5 separate regions of the Homo sapiens genome follow, and regions 1, 2, 4 and 5 are each linked to region 3. Evidence: read pairs that join two places in POLR2A ChIA-PET (ENCODE). Cell type or tissue: GM12878. All regions are shown on one strand. Region 1 overlaps PPTC7 (protein phosphatase targeting COQ7). Region 2 overlaps RAD9B (RAD9 checkpoint clamp component B). Region 3 overlaps TCTN1 (tectonic family member 1). Region 4 overlaps ANKRD13A (ankyrin repeat domain 13A). Region 5 has its middle 34 kb from the start of PPP1CC.

Region 1 (5,000 bases), 77 kb after region 3:
CTGGAACTAGATAATCTAGCTAAGTGGAATTCTGATAAATACCCAATAATTTGACAAGACCATGAAAATACTATTTCAGGCTTACAGAATATCAATTTTTCATATCAACACCACATGGTACATACAGTACTTTATTAAATTGTGCTGGAGAAATGAGTCATTGTTCATGCATGCCATTGCTTGTACAAGATTTTGCATACATTGTTAGGGAAGAGCACAAACAGACATCTGCGTTATTTATTGGAGTAACTTCCTGATTCTCTAGACCTCTTACTACATGCATCAAATAGAACTTGCAGGAAATGGAGTCAAAATGGTCTTAAGTGACTGGGCACGGTGACTCACGCCTGTAATCCCAGGACTTTGGGAGGCTGAGGCGGGTGGATCACTTGAGGCCAGGAGTTCAAGACCAGCTTGGCCAACATGGTGAAACCCCATCTCTACTAAAAATGCAAAAATTAGCTGGGCGTGATGGCGGGCGCCTGTAGTCCCAGCTACTCAGGAGGCTGAGGCAGGAGAATCGCTTGAACCCAGGAGGCAGAGATTGCAGTGAGCCGAGATTGCGCCACTGCACTCTAGCCTGGGTGACAGAGCAAGACTCTGTCTCAAAAAAAACCAAAACAATAAAACCAAAATGGTCTTGAGGTGGGCACAGTGGTGTAGGACCATAGTCCCAGGTACTTGAGAGGCTGAGGCTGGAAAATCGCTGGAGTCCAGCCTGGGTGACATAGTGACACCCTGTCTTTTAAAAAAAGTGGTCTTGGATATGTTCTTTGATAATGTTATTGAGGTGTTCTCTTTTTCTTTCTCACATCTTTTCTCAGTTCACTTTTAAATTGTCAAGAACGTTCCAAGATGCTGCTTTTTTTCCCCGCCCCTTCTCTGAGACAGAGTCCTGCTCTTGTTGCCCAGGCTGGAGTGCAATGGCATGATCTCAGCTCACTGCAACCTCCGCCTCCTGGTTCAAGCGATTCTCCTGCCTCAGCCTCCCAAGTAGCTGGGATTACAGGTGCCCGCCACCATGCCTGGCTAATTTTTGTATTTTTAGTAGAGACAGGGTTTCACCATGTTGGCCAGGCTTGTCTCAAACTCCTGACCTCGTGATCCACCCGCCTCGGCCTCCCAAAGTGCTGGGATTACAGGCATGAGCCACTGCGCCCAGCCAAAATGGTGCTTTTTTTGAGTTGACTTTTACAGTTTATCTTTTCTTAGATGAGTGTCCAGAGTAAGGCAAAGCCTCAGATTTCAGTGTCTTTAACAATCTTATAGCTTTATAGGACCTGGCACAAACATCACTGGCAATTCATAAATGTTGATTAATGGACAATGAACCTTTTGTAAAAATAGAAGCATTCTAGCAAGTACTTGTCTCTACTTAATAGCTCTCATTAAACCATCTCTTAGGTCCAAACTAAGATAAAATGAATTATTATTGCCATCTTTTAAACTGGAACGAGCATGTTATGTAATTAAATGTTCAGCATTGCCCATCTAAAAATTTAGCAGTAAAAGTAACTTTTACCGGTAAAAGTCTAAATATTCTTCCAATTATGGTCACCAGTCTAAATCCAAAAGTAAAAAGTAAAAGTAGGCGGGTGACCATAATTGGAAGAGTATTTGATTCTAGGCCCTTCTAAAGTTGGCTGTAATCTACATTATTGTTAGCCACACTGGAGTGGGGAGAACTCTGAACCCCAAGGCCTCCGTAGAGCCCAAGCTCAGATCACAGTTTTTGGAGACTGGTGCTTCAATTTTTTCTTCATTTGATTCTTCTTGTTGGGCTTCCAAGCACCAAAGCAGCCCTGCCATATCTCACACACTGTCTGTGGGACAGACAGGTTGGGGCAGTACTCTGCCGGCATGCCAGCGAGGTGGAGGTGGCTTCCCCTAGAGCCCAGAGACAGCTCGCTAGCATGTGATTTCAGCTCATGTTTCAGTGCGGTCAAAAGTTTCCAGCAGCACAGTATGTTCAATCAAAATGGGCAAAACTGCAGCTGGCAGAACACCAAGCTCATGGGTGGGAGTGTTAGGAGAGGACGAACTGTCCAATGGGAGCAAGACTCTCACAGACAGAATAGCAAAGGACACTTCTGGGGAAAGAAAAACCTCAGCATAAAACAGAGCTTCAGTGCCAACCTGGTCATTAATCTACACTTCTAGAATCTGATTAGCTTTCAAAGGCTGAGCAGATGAGAGCGTCTTGCATTGTTTTCTCTTTATTCCACAGAAAGAATTGACCTGATTTCCCCCAGTTTTACAGTCTTTTTCCCTTTTTTTTTTTTCATGCTGCATGTATCTCCTTAGTTAATGGTCCCTCTTATCTACAGAATATTATTTTAACCTTAACTTACAGGTTTTCCTTTAGTAGACATTTTTACAAAATGTTGATTATCTAAATATGTAAGTGAAAGTCGGTTCCCTGCAGCAGCACATGGCAGAACTTTACATGTGCCACCTTTTTCCTCAGTCAAGTGAAGATGAACCAGAAATTTTCTGAGTGCATTTAGTGTGAATCCTCATAGGCATGTGTGCTTTTGTTTGTTAGTTTTTATGCTTTCTCTTCACAAATGTTGTCACATGTTGCTTACACAAGTGTTGGGGTTTTTCCGTGGAGCTTAGGGTGCTTTGGATCTGGTGCCTCCCTTCCGGGTCGGTATCTGATTTGCTTTCCTGGCTCTTGTTCCTTAATTACAGATTAAGGCGGATTATCAGATCTCACCTTTCCCTCCCCAGGGAGGCCTGGAAGGAGGGAAACTGGCCTTAAGAAGTCGCCAAGAACCAGCCTCAGGAGGCCATGATCTCTGAATATAGGATCTTTTCTCCCCACCCGGGGTTTTCCCCCATTTTTATGTCTGTTTTCATCAGGCATTGTCAGAGAAAAAGATCTTCCATCTGTTTTTTTTTTCAAGAGTTGTACACAAAAAAGTTTAGTGAGACATCTGCCTCCTGTTCCTGCCCTTAGCCACATATTCTGTCCTCAAAGGTTTCTTTATGAGCAGTTTCTTTAGTTTCTTTTTCTTTTTTTTTTTTTTTTTTTTTTTTTTGAGACAGAGTCTCGCTCTGCTGCCCAGGCTGCTGGAGTGCAGTGGCGCAATCTCGGCTCACTGCTACTGCTGCCTCCCTGGCTCTAGCAATTCTCCTGCTTCAGCCTCCCGAGTAGCTGGAATTACAGGTGTGCACCACCATGATCTAACTTTTTGTATTTTTTAGTAGAGACAGGGTTTCACCATGTTGGGCAGGCTGGTCTTGAACTCCTGACCTCAAGTGATCTGCCCACCTTGGCCTCCCAAAGTGCTGGGATTACAGGTGTGAGCCACCACCCACAGCCCGCTATGAGCAGTTTCTTTGATTCTCTCCAGATCTATTCCCTGCATATAGAAGCATCCATGTCTGTGTGTCTTTCTGCCTTTTTTTTTTTACGGAAATGGTTGCACATACGACACACCGTCTTCACCTTGCTTTCTTCAACAGTATATTGAAGAGTTTTTTCCCCCAATTTGGAGAGTCAAATATTTTGCTGCTTCATTCAGTTATGCAACAGATATTTCTTCTATTTTTTTTTTTTCTTGAGATGGAGTCTTGCTCTGTTGCCCAGGCTAGAGTGCAGTGGCGCCATCTCAGCTCACTGCAACCTTCAGCTTTGGGGTTGAAGCAAGTGATTCTCCTGTGTCGGCCTCCCAAGTAGCTGGGATTATAGGCGCACGCCACCATGCTTGGCTAACGTTTGTATTTTTAGCAGAGATGGGGTTTCACCATGATGGCCAGGCTGGTCTTGAACTCCTGACCTCAAATAATCTGCTTGCCTCGGCTTCCCAAAGTGCTGGGATTACAGGGGTGAGCCACCACGCCTGGTCAAGATATCAAGATATTTCTTGAAGACGTGTTACATGAGGCACACTAATAAATACCTACGTATGATGACCACTTTGGGACCCTTGGGAGACACAGAGTCCTTACTATGCCAAAATACTGTAGCTATTTCCGGTGAATGTATTCTTTTTTTTTTTTTTTTTTTTTGAGACGGAGTTTAGCTCTCGTTGCCCTAGCTGGAGTGCAATGGTGCAATCTCAGCTCACTGCAACCTCTGCCTCCCAGGTTCAAGTGATTCTCCTGCCTCAGCCTCCCTAGTAGCTGGGATTACAGGCGTGTGCCACCACGCCCAGCTAATTTTTTGTATTTTTGGTAGAAACGGGTTTTAACCAGGCTGGTCTCAAACTCCTGACCTCAGGTGATCCGCCCGCCTTGGCCTCCCAAAGTGCAGGGATTACAAGCGTGAGCCACTGCGACTGGCAAGTGAATGAATTATTTTTTTCCTTTTTCTTTTTCTTTGAGATGGAGTCTCACTCTGTTGCCAGGCTGGAGGGCAGTGGCACGATCTTGGCTCACTGGCTCACTGCAACCTCCATCTCCCGGGTTCAAGCAATTCTCCTGCCTCAGCCTCCTGAATAGCTGGGATCACAAGCGTGTGCCACCACGCCTGGCTAATTTTTTAATTTTTAGTAGAGACGGGGTTTCACCGTGTTGGTCAGGCTGGTCTTGCACTCCTGACCTCAGGTGATCCACCCACCTTGGCCTCCCAAAGTGCTGGGATTACAGGCGTGAGCCACCACACCCAGCAGTGAATGAATTCTTATAAGATTGGCGGCTGGGCGCAGTGGCTCACGCCTGTTATCCCAGCACTTTGAGAGGCCAAGGCGGGCAGATCACGAGGTCAGGAGATCAAGACCATCCTGGCCAACATGGTGAAACCCTGTCTCTACTAAAAATACAAAAAATTAGCCGGGCATGGTTGCGGGCACCTGTAGTCCCAGCTACTCGGGAGGCTGCGCCAGGAGAATGGCGTGAACCCAGGAAGCGGAGCTCGCAGTGAGCCGAGATCGCGCCACTGAACTCCAGCCTGGGCGACAGAGCGAGACTCTGTCTCAAAAAAAAAAAAAAGATTGGCATGTTGTTCTCCACAGGTATTCATCATCCCACCCTCACTATGGCACTCCAGGACC
Region 2 (5,000 bases), 90 kb after region 3:
TATAGAACTTTTTCCCAGCTGAGGCTTTGCACCTTCCGTATAGTATAGAGGGAAGCTACAAAAAAAATCTGCTGTACAGTCAGTCGTGTTGTTTAACAGAGATGTTCTGACAGATGCATCCTTAGCAATTTCATCATTGTGTACTGACACAAGCCTAGATGGTCTAGCCTACTACACATCTGGGCTATATGAATAGCCTGTTGCTCCTAGGCGACAAACCTGTATAACATGTTACTGTACTGAATACTGTAGGCAGTTGTAACACAACAGTAAGCATCTGTATATCTAAACATAGAAATGTTTCAGCAAAACTATGGTATGAAAGACAAAAAAATGGTACACCTGTATAGGGCAGCTCCATTATCTTATGGGACCACCACTGTCTGTGCAGTCCATCGTTGACCAAAACGTTGTTATGCAGCACATGACTGTATTTCAGCTTAGCACTCTGTATCCAAATTCTAAAATCCAAAGTGCCCAGCTAATTTTTGTAGAGATGGGATCTCACCATGTTGCCCAGGCTAGTCTTGAACTGCTGGGCTCAACTGATCCGCCCACCTGGGCCTCCCAAAGTGCTGGGATTACAGGCATGAGCCACTACACCCCGCCAGTATTAACTATAATAATAGTCCAATGCTGCATCCAGGCTATTACTGATGATGATGCCTTTAAGACCTAAACCCCTCTGCCTACTTCAATGAATGAACCAGAAATGTTATCCTCAGCAAAGAGACCTACAGAGTTACTTTTGTGTATAAAAGCTCCCTGTGTAGGCATCTGCATTTGTTAGAAATACCAGAAATTCAGTGTTAATCATCAGTGTAAGCATAAGATACATATATCTTCCCCTACCATGTGATGAAAGGACTTAGTTGAAATTATGTGGGCATTGCCAGTTACCACAAAAAGCTTGGTTAAGGCCCATTTTCATTCACTAAGGAACATCTTGGGATGAACTTGAGTTTTTATTAGGTTATTGTGGGTAGCTATGACTCATTACTAAGCTACAAGAGCCAAATTAATTCTGGTTTCAGTTAGAACTCTATTCACAGTTCTAAAGCATGCAAATCCACTCAGCCACCTTTATGAATTTCTCACAAAGTCTAAAGTACAACTGCTTGCCAGTTAACACTTCCTTACGGTTTGAAGGTTTCAGAAAGATGTAACAATAATATGTTACAAAAGTCTCGTTTGTCAGGTTATAATTGACTGTAAACAGGTTTGGGGGAGGGAGAGGCACACATCATAAGACATTACATAACAATGTTTTGTGCCAGATTTTTTAGTCCATTTGTGCAGGTAAAAAGCTAACTCTTAAAGGGCCAAAGAACAGAGACATTTGTCTTCCACCTTATTCCACTCCAAACTCAGGCTGTCTTGGCAGTGGAGGATACTGTTCTATGTCAGATAATACAGAAATATTTGGCATCACTTCCATTAAATTCTTTCCTGCAGCACACTGCAAAATAAAAAATCACATCTGAAAATCAGAACAATTTGAGGTTAGGAAATAAAATTTTACAATATGTAAAAACACTCCAGGTTGGGCGCAGTGGCTCAAGTCTGTAATCCCAGCACTTTGGGAGGCCGAGGTGGGCAGATCACTTGAGGCCAGGAGTTCAAGACCACCCTGGCCAACATGGCGAAACCCTGTCTCTACAAAATACCAGAAATTAGCCAGGCATGGTGGCACGCACCTGCAATCCCAGCTGCACGGGAGGCTGAGGCAGGAGAATCGCTTGGACCTGGGAGGCAGATGTTGCAGTGAGCAGAGATTGCACCACTGCACTTGAGCCTGAGTGACAAAGTGAGACTCCGTCTAAAAAAGCCAAGTGAAAGTGACTATATATTTTTACTCTTGATCTTTTTTCCAGGGTTTATTCTACTTAAAGTCTTAAAATATAAAAAACAATGCACAAAAAAGGCCATGGTATTACATGAGAAAACTAAAATCCAAATGTTTGCAATCAAATACAAAAGATACCTGACTACAAATCACAAAATTCCATTTCAAGCCATCTTGATGGCACTCTAAATGGCTGTTGAATAAAGTTTAAATACCTTTATAAAACTAGCAAAGATGTTAAAAGCTCTAGGGTGAACGTGCATTGAATTGAAGAACTCTAATGGGCTTTTTTCCTTCACAGAAAACTCTTCTGCCTCACAAGTAGCATAATGGATTTAAAGCAAGTTACATACACTTGACAAACAGCTATTTCTAGATATGGTTGTTGTACAAGATGATGTGGTTTAAAAGCCCATCCTCCATTAAAAGGAAGTCCTGGACAACCTCTTTTAGACACTAAACATGCAAACTCGTGCTTGAGGGGCAAATGAGCCAGTCACTGGGCTGGGGCCCAGCTCAGCCATCATTAAGCATTAGAATATAGAGAAACTGCCATTATTCATGTCCTCTTCACTGTCACTTGCTCTTGCCAGACTGTCGAAAGGGTGGTTGAAGTGTTCTTGCTGGTCAGAAGAAACTGCTCCAAAGAACATGCAAGAAAACTGGAGGGAAAAAAGGAACTGCATTGTTGATTCCAAAGAGAAAGTTTGCTCATTAAATGCTCCAGGTGACAGCCCTCCTCAGAAACCTGACCAGTATTATATCCCTGTCTTTGCTGGTGATGGTTCACAGAACACCCAGAACCTTCATTATTGGTCCAACACGTCCTAAAACCAAACCTTGGCCGCGCATGGTGGCTCACGCCTGTAATCTCAGTACTTTGAGAGGCCAAGGTGGGCGGATCACGAGGTCAGGAGATCGAGACCATCCTGACTAACATGGTGAAACCCCGTCTCTACTAAAAATACAAAAAAAAATTAGCTGGGTGTGGTGGCGGACACCTGTAGTCCTAGCTACTCGGGAGGCTGAGGCAGGAGAATGGCGTGAACCCGGGAGGCGGAGCTTGCAGTGAGCCGAGATCGTGCCACTGCACTACAGCCTGGGGACAGAGCAAGACTCCATCTCAAAAAATTAAACAAAAAAAACAAACCTTTCCCTGCCTTCAAAGGCACATGACAATCTTCAGTTTGGGATCAATGGTCTGCTGCTGACTCCCCTCCTGAGCCATCAAAGCTTCCACCAGAACTGAGAGGCAGAGGTCAACGAAGCCTCCGTAAGCCACTGGATTAATTAATCCATCTTCTTCCCTTCCCCTCCTGCTACGGCAGAAGCCACTCTTCCAAGTTAAAGCCAGTCCTTTCCTCCCTATCTCTGCATCCCAGCACCCTGGGAATGTTAGCATTTTCAAATGCTCAAATGCCTCTCATCTTCACCTTTTTATTTGTTATCAGGTTTTGCCCTATTGCCCAGGTTGCAGTGCAGCTGTGTGATCACGTCTCACCGCAGCCTCAAACTCCTGGGCAATCCTCCCACCTCAGCCTCTGGAGTAGCTGTAACTACAGGTATGCACAACCATGCGCAGCCTTTTTTTTTTTTTCCGTAAAGACCAGGTCTTGCTACGTGGCCCAGGCTGGTCTCAAACTCCTGGCTTCAAGCAATCCTCCTGCCTTCACCTCCCAAAGTGCTAGAATTACAGGCATGAGCCACTGTGCTCAGTCTTCTTATCTTTAAAATACAGAAATAGCCAGGCACGGTGGCCCACGCCTGTAATCCCAGCACTTTAGGAGGCTGAGGCAGGTGGATCACCTGAGGTCAGGAGATCGAGACCAGCCTGGCCAACATAGTGAAACCCCGTCTCTACTAAAAATACAAAAAATTAGCTGGGCATGGTGGCGGGCACCTGTAATCCCAGCTACTAGGGAGGCTGGGGCAGGAGAATCACTTGAACCTGGGAGGCAGAGGTTGCAGTGAGCTGAGATTGAGCCACTGCCAGCCTGGGCAACAAGAGCGAAACTCCATCTCTAAACAAACAAACAAATAGCCTAACCTCATCCCATTTCCCCCTTCAGTTACTGCTTTATCTCTAATTGTAGAGCTGTCTACACCCACTGTCTCCATCTTCTCATTCTCCTACTCTTTACTTAAAAAAAGCTTCTCCAGGCCCGGCACGGTAGCTCACGCCTGTAATCCCAGCACTTTGGGAGGCCAAGGCGGGTGGATCACCTGAGCTCAGGAGTTCGAGACCAGCCTGAGCAAGATGGTGAAACCCTGTCTCTACTAAAATACAAAAAATTAGCTGGGTGTGGTGATGCATGCCTGTAATCCCAGCTACTTGGGAGTCTGAGGCACAAAAATCACTTGAACCCGGGAGGTGGAGGTTGTAGTGAGCCAAGATTGTGCCCCTGCACTCCAGCCTGGGCAACAGAGCAAGACTGTCTCAAACAAACAAAAACAACAAAAAAAGCTTCTCCCTCACTGACCCCCATATCACAGAAACTTATGGTCAACAGAATTTACCACATCCTTAAAGTCAGGACCCATTTTCAGTCCTCCCCACTTGTTATTCACTCTGACATCTTTCTCATGCCGCACTCTCCTGGCTAATCTCAGCTCAGCCAGCTTGCCCTCTTCTAAGCAGCCTCTGAACTTGGGTTACTTAACCTCAGCGCTGCTGCCATTTGAGGCCTTATGAGTCTTTGGTGTAGAGCTGTCCTGCAGGGAGGAAGATGGTGGGCGGCACTGCGGGTCTTTACCCGCTACATGCAATTAGCATTCCCTTAACATATCCAAAACTGAATTCATGATCTTACTAAGCCCTGAATCTACTTCTCCAAACCTAAGACCTCCCTGGATACCTTTTTCCTTAACCCCCATAACCAATCCATCACCAAGTCCTGCTAGTTTTGGCTCCTAAATGAACTATTTCAGCCGCCTCTCTCCACTTCTCATCTAAGTAATCACCATCTCTCAGATGCTACAATTGGGTGACTATTGCCTCACTGAAGCCCGTTTTTCATATAACACTTTCAGCTAAAGTCATCCAGTCAACATTCAGTCTGTCAGCCCTCCCAGGTAAAGCCATTCAAATATTTTAAATACCCAGGTACTTTGGCCGCTTGCACAGCTTCCAGGACTCTCCAGCATGATCTGGCTC
Region 3 (5,000 bases):
CCTGCAGTTAAGCAGGCCATCCCACATCCCCCCATCTCTGTCCACGCAGTTCCCTCTGCCTGGAATGCCCTTCCCCTCAGTCCATGCTGACCATCTTCCACGTGTCCTTCAGGACCCAGCTCAGCTCCTGTTTTCTGGGGAGCATTCCTTAGTGGGGCTGAGTTAGATGCCATTCCTCTGCCTTCTCATCGTGCTTGATGTAGAAACTGCCATCCACTCCTCTGTCTCCCTTACTCGACGGTAAGCTCTTTGAAGGCAGGAGAGTGCCTAACTCATCTTTATGTCCCTGGTGCTGGCATTCAGGAGGTACTCAAGAAAGGTTGGGAGAAAGGAAAGACTGCTGAGACAGGAAAAGGAAAGGAAGAGGCAAGGGTCAGGGGAGCCTCCAGGTTTTTGGCCTGGTGTCGGCCTAAAAGACTAATGGTAGAGGAAGTCAACAAGGGACACTAGGAAATCAGTTAGAGGTGGAAGGGAGAAATTCATTCATCCATTCAACTCATTATTATTATTATTATTTTTTTTTATGGAGTTTCGCTCTTGTTGCCCGGGCTAGAGTGCAATGGTGCGATCTTGGCTCCTGCAACCTCTGCCTCCCAGGTTCAAGCGATTCTCCCACCTCAGCCCCCTGAGTAGCTGGGATTACAGGCACCCACCACCACGCCCAGCTGATTTTTGTATTTTTAGTAGACACGGGGTTTCACTATCTTGGCCAGGCTGGTCTCAAACTCCTGACCTCAAGTGATCTACATGCCTCAGCCTCCCAAAGTGCTGGGATTACAGGCGTGAGACACCATGCCCAGCCAATTCAACTCATTCTTAACGAGGGCCCACTATGTGGCAGGAGCTCTACTAGGTACTAATGGTTAAGGAGAAAAGAGATCTTCCAGGTTAGGCGCAGTGGCTCACGCCTGTAATCCCAGCACTTTGGGAGGCCGAGGTGGGCGGATCACGAGGTCAGAAGTTCAAGACCAGCCTGGCTAACACGGTGAAACCCTGTCTCTACTAAAAATACAAAAAATTAGCTGGGCATGGTGGCACACGCCTGTAGTCCCAGCTCGTTGGGAGGCTGAGGCAGGAAAATTGCTTGAAGCCAGCAGGCAGAGGTTGCAGTGAGCCGAGATGGAGGCACTGCACTCCAGCCTGGGCAACAGAGCAAGACTCTGTCTCAAAAAAAAAAAAAATAGCCCCAAGTTGGAGCAAAAATGTCACTTTCAGGCTCCTGTATTTACTAAAGGGAGGAAAACAGAATGACTTTCAACAAATACTGAAACATGCTACAGGCCAGGTAGCCAGAAAATTAATCTGACTACATTGCCCTGTTCTCTGAGCATTTTTACAATACTAGAAATAGGCTCAAAATCCCATTGGTCAATAAAATAGTTTCTCACAGGAAAAACCCATTGTACTTCTTAAAAGGGTTCACCTATCAAGTATCAATTGCTAAAACTTGCTATAAGGCTAAATTTAAATTAGCTATCTCTGAATACTAAGTTGGTCCCATCCTGAATTAATGAGCCTCTTCTAAGTGCTCCTAGTTTTTCAAAAAGCCTTGAAGCTGGGCGCGTTGGCTTACACCTGAAATCCCGGCACTTTGGGAGGCCAAGGAGGGCGGATCACCTGAGGTCAGGAGTTCGAGAGCAGCCTGACCAATATGGTGAAACCCCACCTCTACTAAAAATACGCCAGGCATCGTGGCGTGCACCTGTAGTCCCAGCTACTCAGGAGGCTGAGACAGGAGAATTGCTTGAAGCCAGGAGGCGGTGGTTGCAGTGAGCCACTATCACACCACTGCACTCCAGCCTGGGCAACAGAGCGAGACTCCATCTCATAAAAAAAAAAAAAAAAAAGAAGCCTTGAAACCTCAATTATAAGAGATCATTCAGAACAGATTATTTATTTACCTTATAATCAGCTGGAAATGTCATTTTTCATTGTTCTATACAATGCGAACTGTGAGAATTCCTGGTAGATTTACATATCAGAAAAGTACAGATTTCTTATCTAATTTTTTGTTACAAATACTATGTCCACAACAAAAGCTGTGAAATTAAAATGCACTTTTCACCCTAGGCTATACTAATTCACTGATACAAAAAATGTGACCACTGTCTACAACTCAAATTGAAATGTAATTCAATCTTCAAACACAGAGGTTTCATTACATTATTTTAATGTATATTCTCTCTTCTCTTTTGCCTGCACAGTCACCTGGCTGAATGCAAATAAGGGATAGCTACTTTTTTTTTTTTTGAGACTGAGTCTCGCTCTGTCACCCAGGCTAGAGTGCAGTAGCGCAATCTCCACTCACTGCAAGCTCTGCCTCCCGGGTTCACGCCATTCTCCTGCCTCAGCCTCCCGAGTAGCTGGGACCACAGGTGCCCGCCAACATGCCCGGCTAATTTTTTTGGATTTTTAGTAGAGACGGGGTTTCACCGTGTTAGCCAGAATGGTCCCAATCTCCTGACCTCGTGATCCACCCACCTCAGCCTCCCAAAGTGCTGGGATTACAGGCGTGAGCCACTGCGCCCTGCCAGGGATAGCTACTTTTTTACATATTTGTTTGGACGGTATGGCTTCAGAACGACGTAAAACACTGGAAATCAGGTTTGGGTTTTTAAGCCTGGGAAAGTTTTCCCTTTCTCCAAATTGTATTATCCTGGTCAAATTTTTTCAAAATTGCATGTGTCATACGTAAACTTACGTGACAACTGGAACTGAGCAGGCAGAAAAGACACTGAAATCCACGGAGCTGCAGTCGGGATCACAGCAGCAGTTGATGTCACACTGTGCTGGGGATAAGTCACAGACACAGAGAACAGCAACTGCAGAAAAAAGAGGGGTAGGATCCAGAACATCACCATCAGCAGGTGGTGACTGCCCCCTGCCACCACAGTGTACCATAAGTCAATTTCATAAAAAAGATCCATTTTATTTTTCCTATTGCACTTTGGGGGAAATTTGTGAAGTGGAAATGAGTCAGTTTGAGCATCCCACAATCAGAGGTTTCCCCAAAGTGGCTAATGATCTGACTCGCTTGGAAAGTTCTGTTAGTGCTTTGCCTACAGAGATGCTGATTTCGTAAGCTGAATATGAAACCCAGGCATTTGCAGTTTTCAGAAACTTTCCAGGTGATGCTTATAATTAGACAAGTTTAAGAACAAGCACCCCTAAACCATTTGCCTGACCATAAGAACCACCAGTTTAAAACTCCAAAGTCCTTAAGCCCCTCCTCTAGAGATTACGATTCAGAGGAAGGGCCCACTTAAACCTTCAGGAAAGAGACTTTTCAATCTTGCCCCCTCTTCACGTATAACCTGCTGCTTTAAAGCTGAACTCATATTCACAGACCCTTGGCCAAGAATCATACCGGCTCAGGTGCTCAGAATGTCTTTGGTGATTTAGACAATAAGGTATGAGGGCGGGGTAGGAATCTCCCCCACCTCACAACTTTTAATTATTTTATTTATTTATTTATTTTTTAAAGGAGTTTCGGCTCTTGTTGCCCAGGCTGGAGTGCAATGGTGCAATCTTGGCTCACTGCAACCTCCACCTCCTGGGTTCAAGCTATTCTCCTGCCTCAGCCTCCTGAGTAGCTGGGATTAAAGGCATGCACTACCACGCCCAACTTTTTTTTTTTTTTTGTATTTTTATTAGGGACGGGGTTTCACCATGTTGGCCAGGCTGGTCTCAAACTCCTGACCTCAAGTGATCTGCCAGCCTTAGCCACCCAAAGTGCTGGGATTACAGGTGTGAGCCACCACTCCTGGTCAACTTTTAATCATTAATAAGGATGATTTTTCTTTGCCGCTTTGCAACAAAGATGATTATCTGGATTTTTAATTCTCTATCTTATTCTGTCAAATAAGGACAAGAAAACCCTTTTAAAAAATAGAGAATGAATTTATAGTTGCAATTATTGCTGGAAGGGAAGAAGTAAGATCAACCTTCAATCTTATCTGTAACGTTTTCTTTTTCAAAAGAAGATTTCAAACCAGGCACGGTGGCTCACATCTGTAATTCCTGCACTTTGGGAGGCGGGCAGATCACTTGAGGTCAGGAGTTTGAGACTGCCCTGGCCAACATGGTTAAACCCTGTCTCTATTAAAAATACAAAAATTAGGCTGGGCGCGGTGGTTCATGCCTGTAATCCCAGCACTTTGGGAGGCCAAGGCAGGCGGATCACAAGGTCAGGAGATTGAGACCATCCTGGCTAACACGGTGAAACCCCGTCTCTACTAACAATATAAAAACTAGCTGGGTGTGGTGGCGGGCACCTGTAGTCCCAGCTACTGGGGAGGCTGAGGCGGGAGAATGGCGTGAACCCAGGAGGCGGGGTTTGCAGTGAGCCGAGATCGCGTCACTGCATTCCAGCCTGGGCGACAGAGCGAGACTCCATCTCAAAAAAAAAATTCAAAAATTAGCCAGGTATGGTGGTGGGCGCCTGTAATCCCAGCTACTCAGGGAGGCTGAGGCAGGAGAATCGTTTCAACCCAGAAGGCAGAGGTTGCAGTAAACTGAGATCACACCACTGCACTCCAGCCTGGATGACAGAGTGAGACTCCATCTCAAAAAAAAAAAAAAAAAGATCTCAAGCCAAAAAACAAAATTAACAAAAAAGGAATCTGAAGCAAATGCTGCTAGTGTCCACCCAACATTCTTATTTGTACGTATGAATTATTTCACGATAAAAAGGAGCTTTAGAAAAATGTACCCCACAGCGGCCGGATGCAGTGGCTCAAGCCTGTAATCCCAGCACTTTGGGAGGCTGAGGCAGGTGGATCACGAGGTCAGGAGGTCCAGACCAGCCTGGCCGACATGGTAAAACCCCGTCTCTACTGAAAATACAAAAATTAGTCGGGCATGGTGGCACACACCCGTAGTCCCAGCTACTCAGGAGGCTGAGGCAGAAGAATAGCCTGAACCCAGGAGGCAGAGTTTGCAGTGAGCCGATATCGTGCCACTGCACTCCAGCCTGGGTGACAGGGCAAGATTCCATCTCA
Region 4 (5,000 bases), 620 kb after region 3:
TGAGCCAAGATTGTGCCATTGAACTCCAGCCTGGGCAACAATAGTAAAAACTCCATCTCAAAAAACAAACAAACAAAAAAAACCTCAAAAAATTAAAGAAGACCTAAATAAATTGAAAAACATCCTTATGCTCATGGTTTAAAAGACAATATTGTTAAAATGACAAAACTCTCCAAACTGAGGTATAGATTCAATTCAACTCCTATCAAAATCTCAGCTGGCTTTTTGCTGACATTGACAAGCTGATCTTAGAATTCATGTGGAAATGCAAGAAACCTAGAATAGCCACCTTGAAGAGAGAGGTCTGAGGACTCACATTTCACGCTTGCCAATTTTAAAACGTACTACACAAAGCTACAGCAATCAAGACAACGTGGTACTGGCATAAGGACAGACATACAGGTCAATGGAATACAATTTAGAGTCCAGAAATAAACCCACACATTTATGGTCAATTGATTTTCAACAAGGGTGCCAAAATAATTCATTGGGAAAGAACTGTCCTTTCAACAAGTGCCGCTTGAACAACTGCATATCTACATGCAAAAGAACAAAATTTTGGCTGAGCTCATTGGCTCATCCCTATAATCCCAGCACTTTGGGAGGCCAAGGCGGGAGGATCACCTGAGGTAGGGAGTTCGAGATCAGCCTGATCAACATGGAGAAACTCCATCTCTACTAAAAATACAAAATTAGCCAGGCATGGTGGCGCATGCCTGTAATCCCAGCTACTCGGGAGGCTGAGGCAGGAAAATTGCTTGAACCTGGGAGGCGGAGGTTGTGGTAAGCCGAGATCACACCATTGCACTCCAGCCTAGGCAACAAGAGCGAAACTCCATCTCAAAAAAAAAAAGACAACCCATGGAATGGGAGAAAATATTTGCAAATCACATACTGATAAGGGCCTACTATCCAGAATATGCAAAGAACCTTTACAACTCAACAAGTCAAATAACTCAATTTTTAAATGGGCAAAGGATTTGAGATGACATTTCTCCAAGGAAGATACACAAATTGCCAATAAGCACATGAAAAGATGCTCAACATCATTAATCATAAGAGAAATGCGAATCAAAACCACAATGAGATGCCACTTCACACCCACTAGGATGCGTACAAACAAAACAACAGATAATACCAAGTGTTGACAAGGATGTGAAGAAACTGGAATCTCATACACTGCTGGTGGAAATGTAAAATAGTGCAGCCACTTCGAAAAATTGCTGGCAGTTCCGCAAAAAGTTAAAACATAGAGTAACTACATGACCCAGCAATTCCTCTCCAAGGTATATACCCAAGATAAATGAAAACATATACCCATACAAAAACTTATACATGGGGCTGGGTGCAGTGGCTCATGCCTGTAATCCCAGAACTTTGGGAGGCCAAGGTGGGCTGATCACTTGAGGTCAGGAGTTCAAGACCAGCCTGGCCAACATGGTGAAACCCCATCTCTACTAAAAATACAAAAATTAGCCAGGCGTGGTGGTGCACACCTGTAATCCCAGCTACTAGGGAGGCTGAGACAGGAGAATCGCTTAAACCCAGGAGGCAGAGGTTGCAGAGAGCTGAGATCATGCCACTGCACTCCAGCCTGGGCAACAAAGCAAGCTGTCTCAAAAAAAAGGAAACCCACAAAAACATATACACAAATACACACAGCAGCGTTACTCATAATAGCCAAAAAGTGGCGACAACCCAAATGTCCATCAACTGACAAACGGAGAAACATTTTCGTCTAACAAACAAAACATAGTACATCCATGCAATGGAATATATTCAGTGATAAAAAGGAATTAAGCACCTGAAACATGCCACAACGTAGATGAACCTCCAAAACATTATGCTAAGTAAAAGAAGAAACAAAAGGCCACATATGATTCTATTTATATGAAATGTCCAGAATAGGCAAATCTAGAGACAGGAAGTAGGTTAGCAGGTTGCCTGGGCTGGAGGGGTTGGGGAGAAATGAGGAGTGACTACTACAGGTATGGGGTTTCTTTTTCGGGTGAGGAAAATATTACAGGGTGGGTGCAGTGGCTAACACCTGTAATCTTAGCACTTTGGCAGGCCAAGGCAGGAGGACTGCTTGAGCCCAGTCTGGGCAACATAGGGACACATTTTCTCTACAAAAAAATCTTTAAAAATTAGCCAAGCGTGGTAGTGCTTGCTTGCAGTCCTAGCTATTTGGGAGGCTGAGGTGGGAGGATTGCTTAAGCCGAGAAGGTCAAGGGTGCAGTGAGCTGTGATGGTGCCAGCCTAGGCAAGAGAGTGAGACCCTGTCTCAAAAACAACAAAAAAACAAAAAAGAAAGAAAAAGAAAAAAATTTCTGAAATTTGACAGTAGTGATAGTTGCATAACTCAGCAGATATACTAAAAACCATTGAATAACCTTTAAATGTAGATTATATAAGTGAACTATATCGCAATAAAAATCTTTTGAAAAAATCAATCTGTATATGTTTATACATAATACATAAAACGAATCTCTCATGTACTGTTTGACAAGTTGCTTAATTCCTCCTGAGCTTCAGTTTGCTCGCTTGTAAAACTGAACAATAAAAAAAACCTACCTTACAGTTCTTACAAGGGGAAAGTCCTTAACTTAGCACGGTGCTTGACACCACAGTAAGTGCTGAGAAGAGTTACCTGTTATTATCATACGCCCACACTATGTAGTTTCATATAGCTGTCACTTTCTCCCTAAAAGGGATTTGCTCAAATTGCATTACAGTTATTAGTGGGGCTTAGAATCTTCAACTAATAATATGAGTTCAGAGAACAAGGAGTTTCAGAATTTAGCTGGAATTCACTTTTTCTTTTGAGACAGAGTCTCCCTCTTGTTGCCCAGGCTGGAGTGCAATGGTGCAATCTTAGCTCACCGAGATCTTGGCTCACTGCAACCTCTGCCTCCCAGGTTCAAGCAATTCTCCTGCCTCAGCCTCCCGGGTAGCTGGGATTACAGGCATGCACCACCACGCCTGGCTAATTTTGTATTTTTAGTAGAGACGGGGTTTCTCTGTGTTGGTCAGGTTGGTCTCGAACTCCCGACCTCAGGTGATCCGCCCACCTCGGCCTCCCAAAGTGCTGGGATTACAGGCCTGAGCCACCACGCCCGGCTGGAATTCACTTTCGAAACTGATCATTTAGGTTTTCCTTTTAAGTTTCTTTAGCCATGAGCTATACCCAAATAAAAATACCCATCCTCCTTTAACTAGGAGTTTCCTTCCTATTTGCTCATTTCAGCTCATCCACTTTTCTTGCTCAAAAGCCTTAAAAAAAATTTATTTTTTTTTTGAGATGGAGTCTCATACTGTTGCCGGGCCTAGAGTGCAATGGTGCGATTTTGGCTCACTGCAACCTCCGCCTCCCAGGTTCAAGCGATTCTCCCACCTCAGCCTCCCAAGTAGCTGGGATTACAAGCACCCGCCACCATGCCCAGCTAATTTTTCATATTTTTAGCAAAGATGGGGTTTCACTATGTTGGCCAGGCTAGTCTTGAACTCCTGACCTCATGATCCACCTGCCTTGGCCTCCCAAAGAGCTGGGAGTACAGGCGTGAGCCACCGTGCCCAGCCAAAAAAAATTTTTTTTTAAGGAGACGGAGTCTTACTATATTGGCCAGGCTGGTCTTGAACTCCTGTCCTCAAGCACTGACCCCACCTCAGCCTCCTCAATCAAAAGCCCTCTTTACTATCTTGCCATCCTCCTGCCGAGCTCTGAGGCCAGGCTGCAGAACCAGACAACTGGACACCCCTTCCAGCTTGCCCACTAGCCTCAGGTGAATTATCAGTTCCCCTGTGCCTTGGTACCTGGCATGCAGGAAGTGCTTCATAAACTCACTGTCACCTTTAGGGGGACTCCAGCAAGAGGCTGCTGGCTAGTCCTCCTCTCTCTCAACACAGACAACCACCCTCACTCCTCTTCACTCTCAGACCATCCTGGTCCTGTGTGGCCCCCACGCTGAGTCAGTGGAAACAGGAATCTTGAGGCCAGTTTCCTAAGGTGAGCTTGAACCCCCGATGACCAAGGGGGCACATGAGGAGAGCAGGCTCTAGGCTCTTCATCTTGGATGCCTAGCCCATGGCTCAGCGATTTGAATCTGTGCCCGGGGCCTCACCTGGCCTGCCCCAGGCTGGAGTGAGAACCCCAGGAATGTCCTCCTCTTACCTAGGTGCTATACTTTTCACCTGCTGGCTTCCTAAACAGGGAGCCTGGCTCTAGAGTCAGGCCTCATTTGCCACCCTCCACCTCACACAACCCAGGTTTTCCAACCCTGTCTAAGGTACACTGACTCACCTTTGCATCTGTCCCCTTAAGTGTTCATGTCTCACCATCAGTAAGAAGGCCAAAGAAGTTTAACAGACTTCTTTAGCTAAGCGGCCAACGACATAAGCAGAACACAAACAGTTTCAACTTCAGCAACCAACTTCAAGGCCCCACTGAATATTAATGAGCTGATGGGTTAAGAGGCACTTTATTAAATGCCTCTGCTGATCAAATGAAGGCCTGAAACAATCTGGTAGTTGGCATAGTTACACAACTGCCTGCTATTAGTGAGACAGTGGGATTGGGGCTGGCTCACACACACAGAAACACGTGCTTATCCTCTTCATCTGGATAAACTTGATTCTTTCTTGTGTTGCTGTTCCTGGAACAGGAACAAAAAACCTGGAAAAAAATTCTTACAGCTATCAGTATACATGCTCCAAGTCTCAATCAGGTGATAGACGGAATGAGGAAACTGACAGCAGAAACTCACCAGCAAACAAAACATTAAGGGAAACAGCCACTTTATTGCTGGGGTGATAAGAATTTTTTGGGTTTTTTTTGTTTTTTGAGTCGGAGCCTCGCTCTGTCTCCCAGCCTGGAGTGCAGTGGCACGATCTTGGCTCACTGCAACCTCAGCCTCCTGGATTCAAGCGATTCTCCTGCCTCAACCTCCTGAGTAGCTGGGATTACAAGCACGTGCCACCACATCCAGCTATTTTTGTATTTT
Region 5 (5,000 bases), 160 kb before region 3:
CTAAAAAACCTGGTGCTGTTTAATCATCTCAGATACCTTCCACTGGCTTCCTGTGATCTTCAAGTGATCTTGTGAGTGAGGTGTTTGGAAAGATGAGACAAAATGAGGAAGAAAGTCTAAAGAAAGCCCTGGAGAGAGCTGGAAAGAAAACCCTCAAATTCAGCGCCAATCATGGTGGCTCACACCTGTAATCCCAGCACTTTGGGAGGCCAAGGTGGGTGGATTGCTTGAGACCAGGAGTTCGAGACCAGCCTGACCAACATGATGAAATCCCTTCTCTACTAAAAATACAAAAATTATCCTGGCATGGTGGTGGGCACCTGTAATCCCAACTACTCAGGAGGCTGAGGTGGGAGAATTGCTTGAACCCAGGAGGTGGAGGTTACAGTAAGCCGAGATCACACCACTACACTCAAGCCTGGGCGATGCAGCAAGACCCTGTCTCAAAAAAACAAAAACAAAAGCAAATACAAAACTCAAATTCAGGGCACTGCATTGTTCTTGGCCCCATTATACAGATGAAAGAACTCTAGGGTCCAAAAGCTCAAAAGAACCTGTACTCCAACCCCAAACTCCTAGCTCTTATCATGCAACTCAACTGCCAGCATCACAGACAAAGCAAAGCTGGAAAAGACCTCACACATGGGGCTGCATGGTGCAGAGAGCATTGCCTCAGCCTCTCATGTCGGCTAGACAACACTGAGTTCAAATCCCTTTCCTGGGACTTAGAAGCTGCCGACTTGGGCAAGCCGTGTCAGCTCTCTGAGCCTCGGTTTCCTTATCTATAGAATGGTAATAATAACAGTATCTCGACCAGGCGTGGTGGCTCACACCTGTAATCCTAGCACTTTGGGAGGCTGAAGCAGGGGATCACCTGAGGTCAGGAGTTCGAGACCAGCATGACCAACATGGTGAAACCCCGTCTCTACTAAAAATACAAAAATTAGCTGGGTGTGGTGGCGGGCACCTGTAATCCCAGCTACTCGGCAGTCTGAGGCAGGAGAATCACTTGAAGCCGGGAGGCAGAGGTTGTAGTGAGCCGAGATCGTGCCATTGCACTCCAGCCTGGGCGACAGAACGAGACTCCGTCTCAAGATAGTAATAATAACAACAACAACAACAGTATCTCTCTCTCAGAGGGGTGTTGTGAAGATCTGATGAAACGAGACATGTAGAGTTCCGAAATGATAGTAAGGACTAGAAAATGTATGTTGTTGTTAGAATTAGTACAAAACTGAGGCCCAAGTTTACACAAATTAGGTAATGGCAGATCCAGGCTTAGCAGCTGGTCTTGCAGCTCTCACTCCAGCATATTATTTCCTTTTTTTTTCTTCTTGAGATGGAGTCTCGCTCTGTCGCCCAGGCTAGAATGCAGTGGCGTGATCTCAGCTCACTGCAACCTCCGCCTCCCAGGTTCAAGCGATTCTCCTGCCTCAGCCTCCTGAGTAGCTACGACTAGAGGGGTGCGCCACCGCGCCTGGCAAATTTTTTCTATATTTAGTAGAGATAGGGTTTCATCATGTTGGCCAGGCTGGTCTCAAACTCTTGACCTCAAGTGATCTGCCCGCCTCGACCTCCCAAAGTGCTGGGATTACAGACGTGAGCCACCGCAGCTCTTGTATTTTCACCAAGAGAGTTTCTTGCTACTTACTCTTCCACCAAAAACAGTGATAATACTAATTATTTTAGTTATTACAGCTGAGACTCTGTGTTCCAGATCCCATCTTAACACCTTACACCTGCTCATCAAATCATTGTGACAACCTTGTAACATAGGTCCCATCATTATCCTTAGTTTATAGATGAGGAAACTGAGGCCCAGAAAGCAAGAGAACCTTGCCCAAGGTCACACAGCTAGTAGACAGCAGGGCTAGGATGCAAAGGCAGGCAGCCGGCCCCAGAGTCCACCTTGTAATCTCTGCACTCACTGCTTTCCATTAAACTTCTTGGGGATTTACCGCAAATCATGGTTACTTTTCTTTACTATTATCTCTATATATATATCAATTGACTTTCACTTACACAAGTAATATGTGAATGAATACATTCTAAAAAACAAAAACAAAATTAGGGCATGACTGACAAAACTAAACTCTGCTTGGACATTACTCTTATTTTCCACTGTGAGTAGTTTGGTAAGAATCCTCTCAGCCTTTTGCCTACACGTTTACATATGTACTTTACTGCCACTTTGCATACTCTTCCCACTGGGCCTCTAGAAAACAGTAGCTGAGACGGCAAACTTGAGACTGAAGAAAGGTTGTGGGGGCTGGAGATGGTATCACTTTCTGTTTTCTGTAGATCAGTTACCTATAAATATTCTGAAAGCTTCCCGGCAGGTGACTCAGCCAATGGGCCAGAGAGTTGGATGCATAATTAGGTTTCCTTGGCTATCTGCAGAGACAAAACCAGAGAAGGTGGGCTGTCTCTATCCAATATGGCTGCCACTCACCAAATGGGGTTTTGGGCCCTTGAAATGTGGCTTGTCCGAACTGAGATGGGATATAAGTGCAAAATACCAGATTTTGTAGCCTTATACAAAAAAAAAAAAAGAGGATAACATAGCTCATGCTTTTTTAAAAAAAACCTTTCCTATGGTGCTAAATTAATTTCTTTTCTTTCTTTCTTTCTTTCATTCATTTTCTTTCCTTCCTTCTTTCTTTTTTTTCTTATTTCTATGAGTCAGGGTTTCACTCTGTCACCCAAGCTGTAATGGCCTCACAAGTAGCTGGGACTTGTGTATGTGTAATCACTTCTAGCTAATTTTCTTTACTTCCTTCCTTCCTTTCTTTCTTTCTTTCTTTCTTTTCTTTCTTTCGAAACAGGGTTTCACTATGTTGCCCAGACTGGTCTCAAATTCCTGGCTTCAAGCAATCCTCTCACTTTGGCCTCCCAAAGTGCTAGGATTACAGGCATGAGCCACTGCACCTAGCCTTGAAATACTTTCTTTTTTTTCTCTCTCTCTTTTTTTTTTTGAGATGGACTGTCTTGTCACCCAGGCTGGAGTACAATGGCATGATCTTGGCTCACTATAACCTCCACCTCCCAGATTCAAGCTATTCTACTGCCTCAGCCTCTCAAGTAGTTGGGATTACAGGTGCCTACCACCGTGCCCGGCTAATTTTTGTATTTTTAGTAGAGACGGGGTTTCACCATGTTGGCCAGGCTGGTCTTGAACTCCTGACCTCAGGTGATCCACCCGACTCGGCCTCCCAAAGTGCCAGGATTACAGGCATGAGCCACTGTGCCCGACCAGAATGCTTTCTTTATATTGATTACGTGTTAAAATGGTCATTTTTAAAATATATCAGGTTAAATTAAATATATCATTTAAATTAACTTCAGCTTTTTTAATGAGGCTACTGGAAAAATTAAAAGTCCATATGTGGTTTGAATTCTTTTTTTTTTTTTTTAAACACACTCTGTTGCCCAGGCTGGAGTGCAGTGGCGAGATCTTGGCTCCCTGCAACCTCTGCCTCCCAGATTCAAGCGATTCTCCCGCCTCAACCTCCCAAGTAGCTGGGACTACAGGCGCCCACCATCACACCTGGCTAATTTTTGTATTTTTAGTTGAGAGGGGGTTTCACCATGTTAGCCAGGCTGGTCTCGAACTCCCGGCCTCAAGGGATCCATCCGCCTTGGCCTCCCACAGTGCTGGGATTACAGGCGTGAGCCACCGTGCCCGGCCTTGAATTCTATTTCTAATGGATAGCGCTGTTCTAAACAGTTGCTTGAGGAGACACTATTTTAAAAAATTATCTGAGAATGGTAATGATAGTTCGATTGTATCAGGTGCTCTAAGATGAGGTTGCAGGCTAAACACTTCCCATTGCTTATCTCTTCCATTCCTTCACAACAGTTGCATGAGCTAAGCACTATTCTTACCTCCATTTTGCAGAGGAGGAAACTGAAGCTCAGAGAAGTGAAGTCATTTGCCCAAGGTCACACAGCCAGGAAGCAGCCAAGCAGCAATCTGAACACATCCCTCAAGGGATTAACCCTGTGGATGACAGGACAAGAAAACCATTCACAGGGACCCGCCTCAGAGATGAGTATAGTCAGAAGAAAGTCCTGGAAAAGCCAGGTTCCAATGGGATAATACAAGCCCATCTCATTCACAGCCCTTTTTTTTTTTTTTTTTTTCTTTTTGAGACGGAGTTTTGGGTCTTGGTCTGTCACCCAGGCTGGAGTGCAGTCGCATGATCTCGGCTCACCGCAACCTCCACCTCCCCGGTTCAAGTGATTCTCCTGCCTCAGCCTCCTGAGTAGCTGGGATTACAGGTGTGCACCACCACACCTGGCTTTTTTTTTTTTTTTTTTTTGAGACAGAGTCTCACTCTATCGCCCAGGCTAGAGTGCAGTGGCTCGATCTTGGCTCACTGCAACCTCTGCTGCCCAGGTTCAAGTGATTCTCCTGCCTCAGCCTCCTGAGTAGCTGGGATTACAGGTGCCTGCCATCACGCCTGGCTAATTTTGTATTTTTAGTACAGACGGGTTTTCACCATGTTGGCCAGGCTGGTCTTGAACTCCTGACCTCGTGATCCGCTCGTCTCGTCCTCCCAAAGTGCTGGGATTACAGGTGTGAGCCACCGTGCCCAGCTTAATTTTTGTATTTTTAGTAGAGATGGGGTTTCACCATGTTGGCCAGGCTGGTCTTGAACTCCTGACCTCATGTGATCTGCCCACCTCAGCTTCCCAAAGTGCTAGGATTACAGGCATGAGCCACTGTGCCCGTCCTCATCCACAGCCTTTTGGGGGTGGGGGTGTTGTTTTGTTAGTTTGGGGGCCAGAGGAGAAACCAATCAGACAATTCGATACCTGCTTCTCTGCCCTACCCATTGCAAGGCCCAGCCCCTGCTCTGAATTAATATGGAGTTTACATTTGAAGAGTAAGTGTTAGTTTCTTTTTTTTTTTTTTTTTTTTTTTGAGACAGAGTCTTGCTCTGTCGCCCAGGCTGGAGTGCAGTGGGGCATTCTCGGCTCACTACAAGCTCTTCCTC

The links. ChIA-PET counts read pairs that join two places held together with the same protein. Peaks named below come from ENCODE experiments on the same cell type or tissue, not always from the same donor. Only the 100,000 strongest peaks of a DNase experiment are listed, where the experiment ranks them.
Region 1: POLR2A ChIA-PET joins it to region 3 with 5 read pairs; 11 of 35 experiments call an interaction of 5 or more read pairs at or near these places.
Region 2: POLR2A ChIA-PET joins it to region 3 with 5 read pairs; 6 of 35 experiments call an interaction of 5 or more read pairs at or near these places.
Region 4: POLR2A ChIA-PET joins it to region 3 with 6 read pairs; 1 of 35 experiments calls an interaction of 5 or more read pairs at or near these places.
Region 5: POLR2A ChIA-PET joins it to region 3 with 8 read pairs; 5 of 35 experiments call an interaction of 5 or more read pairs at or near these places.

The regions. Positions count from the first base shown.
Region 1 is chr12:110,540,718-110,545,717 of GRCh38, reverse strand. All of the region lies in intron 3 of PPTC7 (protein phosphatase targeting COQ7), which reads left to right. Among named protein-coding and RNA genes, the nearest start is that of PPTC7, 40 kb to the left of the region's middle. RefSeq lists enhancers at 1,683-1,782, 4,264-4,764, 4,765-5,000. In GM12878, no CTCF peak of the experiment used is centred here; DNase peaks (open chromatin) are centred at 1,967, 2,517 and 2,927; H3K27ac peaks cover 2,279 bases.
Region 2 is chr12:110,528,033-110,533,032 of GRCh38, reverse strand. It overlaps RAD9B (RAD9 checkpoint clamp component B), which reads right to left. Exons shown (of 11, transcript NM_001286535.2): 11 at 1-2,508. The coding sequence ends at 2,380. Among named protein-coding and RNA genes, the nearest start is that of RAD9B, 28 kb to the right of the region's middle. RefSeq lists an enhancer at 2,463-2,712. In GM12878, no CTCF peak of the experiment used is centred here; DNase peaks (open chromatin) are centred at 1,042 and 2,287; H3K4me3 peaks cover 640 bases; H3K27ac peaks cover 2,751 bases.
Region 3 is chr12:110,617,658-110,622,657 of GRCh38, reverse strand. TCTN1 (tectonic family member 1) reads right to left here. Exons shown (of 15, transcript NM_001082538.3): 2 at 2,702-2,822. Among named protein-coding and RNA genes, the nearest start is that of TCTN1, 6.0 kb to the right of the region's middle. RefSeq lists an enhancer at 2,906-3,125. In GM12878, a CTCF peak has its summit at 2,880; a DNase peak (open chromatin) is centred at 2,997; H3K4me3 peaks cover 1,059 bases; H3K27ac peaks cover 1,737 bases.
Region 4 is chr12:110,002,456-110,007,455 of GRCh38, reverse strand. All of the region lies in intron 1 of ANKRD13A (ankyrin repeat domain 13A), which reads right to left. Among named protein-coding and RNA genes, the nearest start is that of ANKRD13A, 5.5 kb to the right of the region's middle. RefSeq lists an enhancer at 1,807-1,946. In GM12878, no CTCF peak of the experiment used is centred here; a DNase peak (open chromatin) is centred at 2,659; H3K4me3 peaks cover 3,931 bases; H3K27ac peaks cover 3,938 bases.
Region 5 is chr12:110,773,947-110,778,946 of GRCh38, reverse strand. No RefSeq gene overlaps it. Among named protein-coding and RNA genes, the nearest start is that of PPP1CC, 34 kb to the right of the region's middle. RefSeq lists an enhancer at 2,150-2,489. In GM12878, no CTCF peak of the experiment used is centred here; a DNase peak (open chromatin) is centred at 2,276; H3K4me3 peaks cover 870 bases; H3K27ac peaks cover 1,664 bases.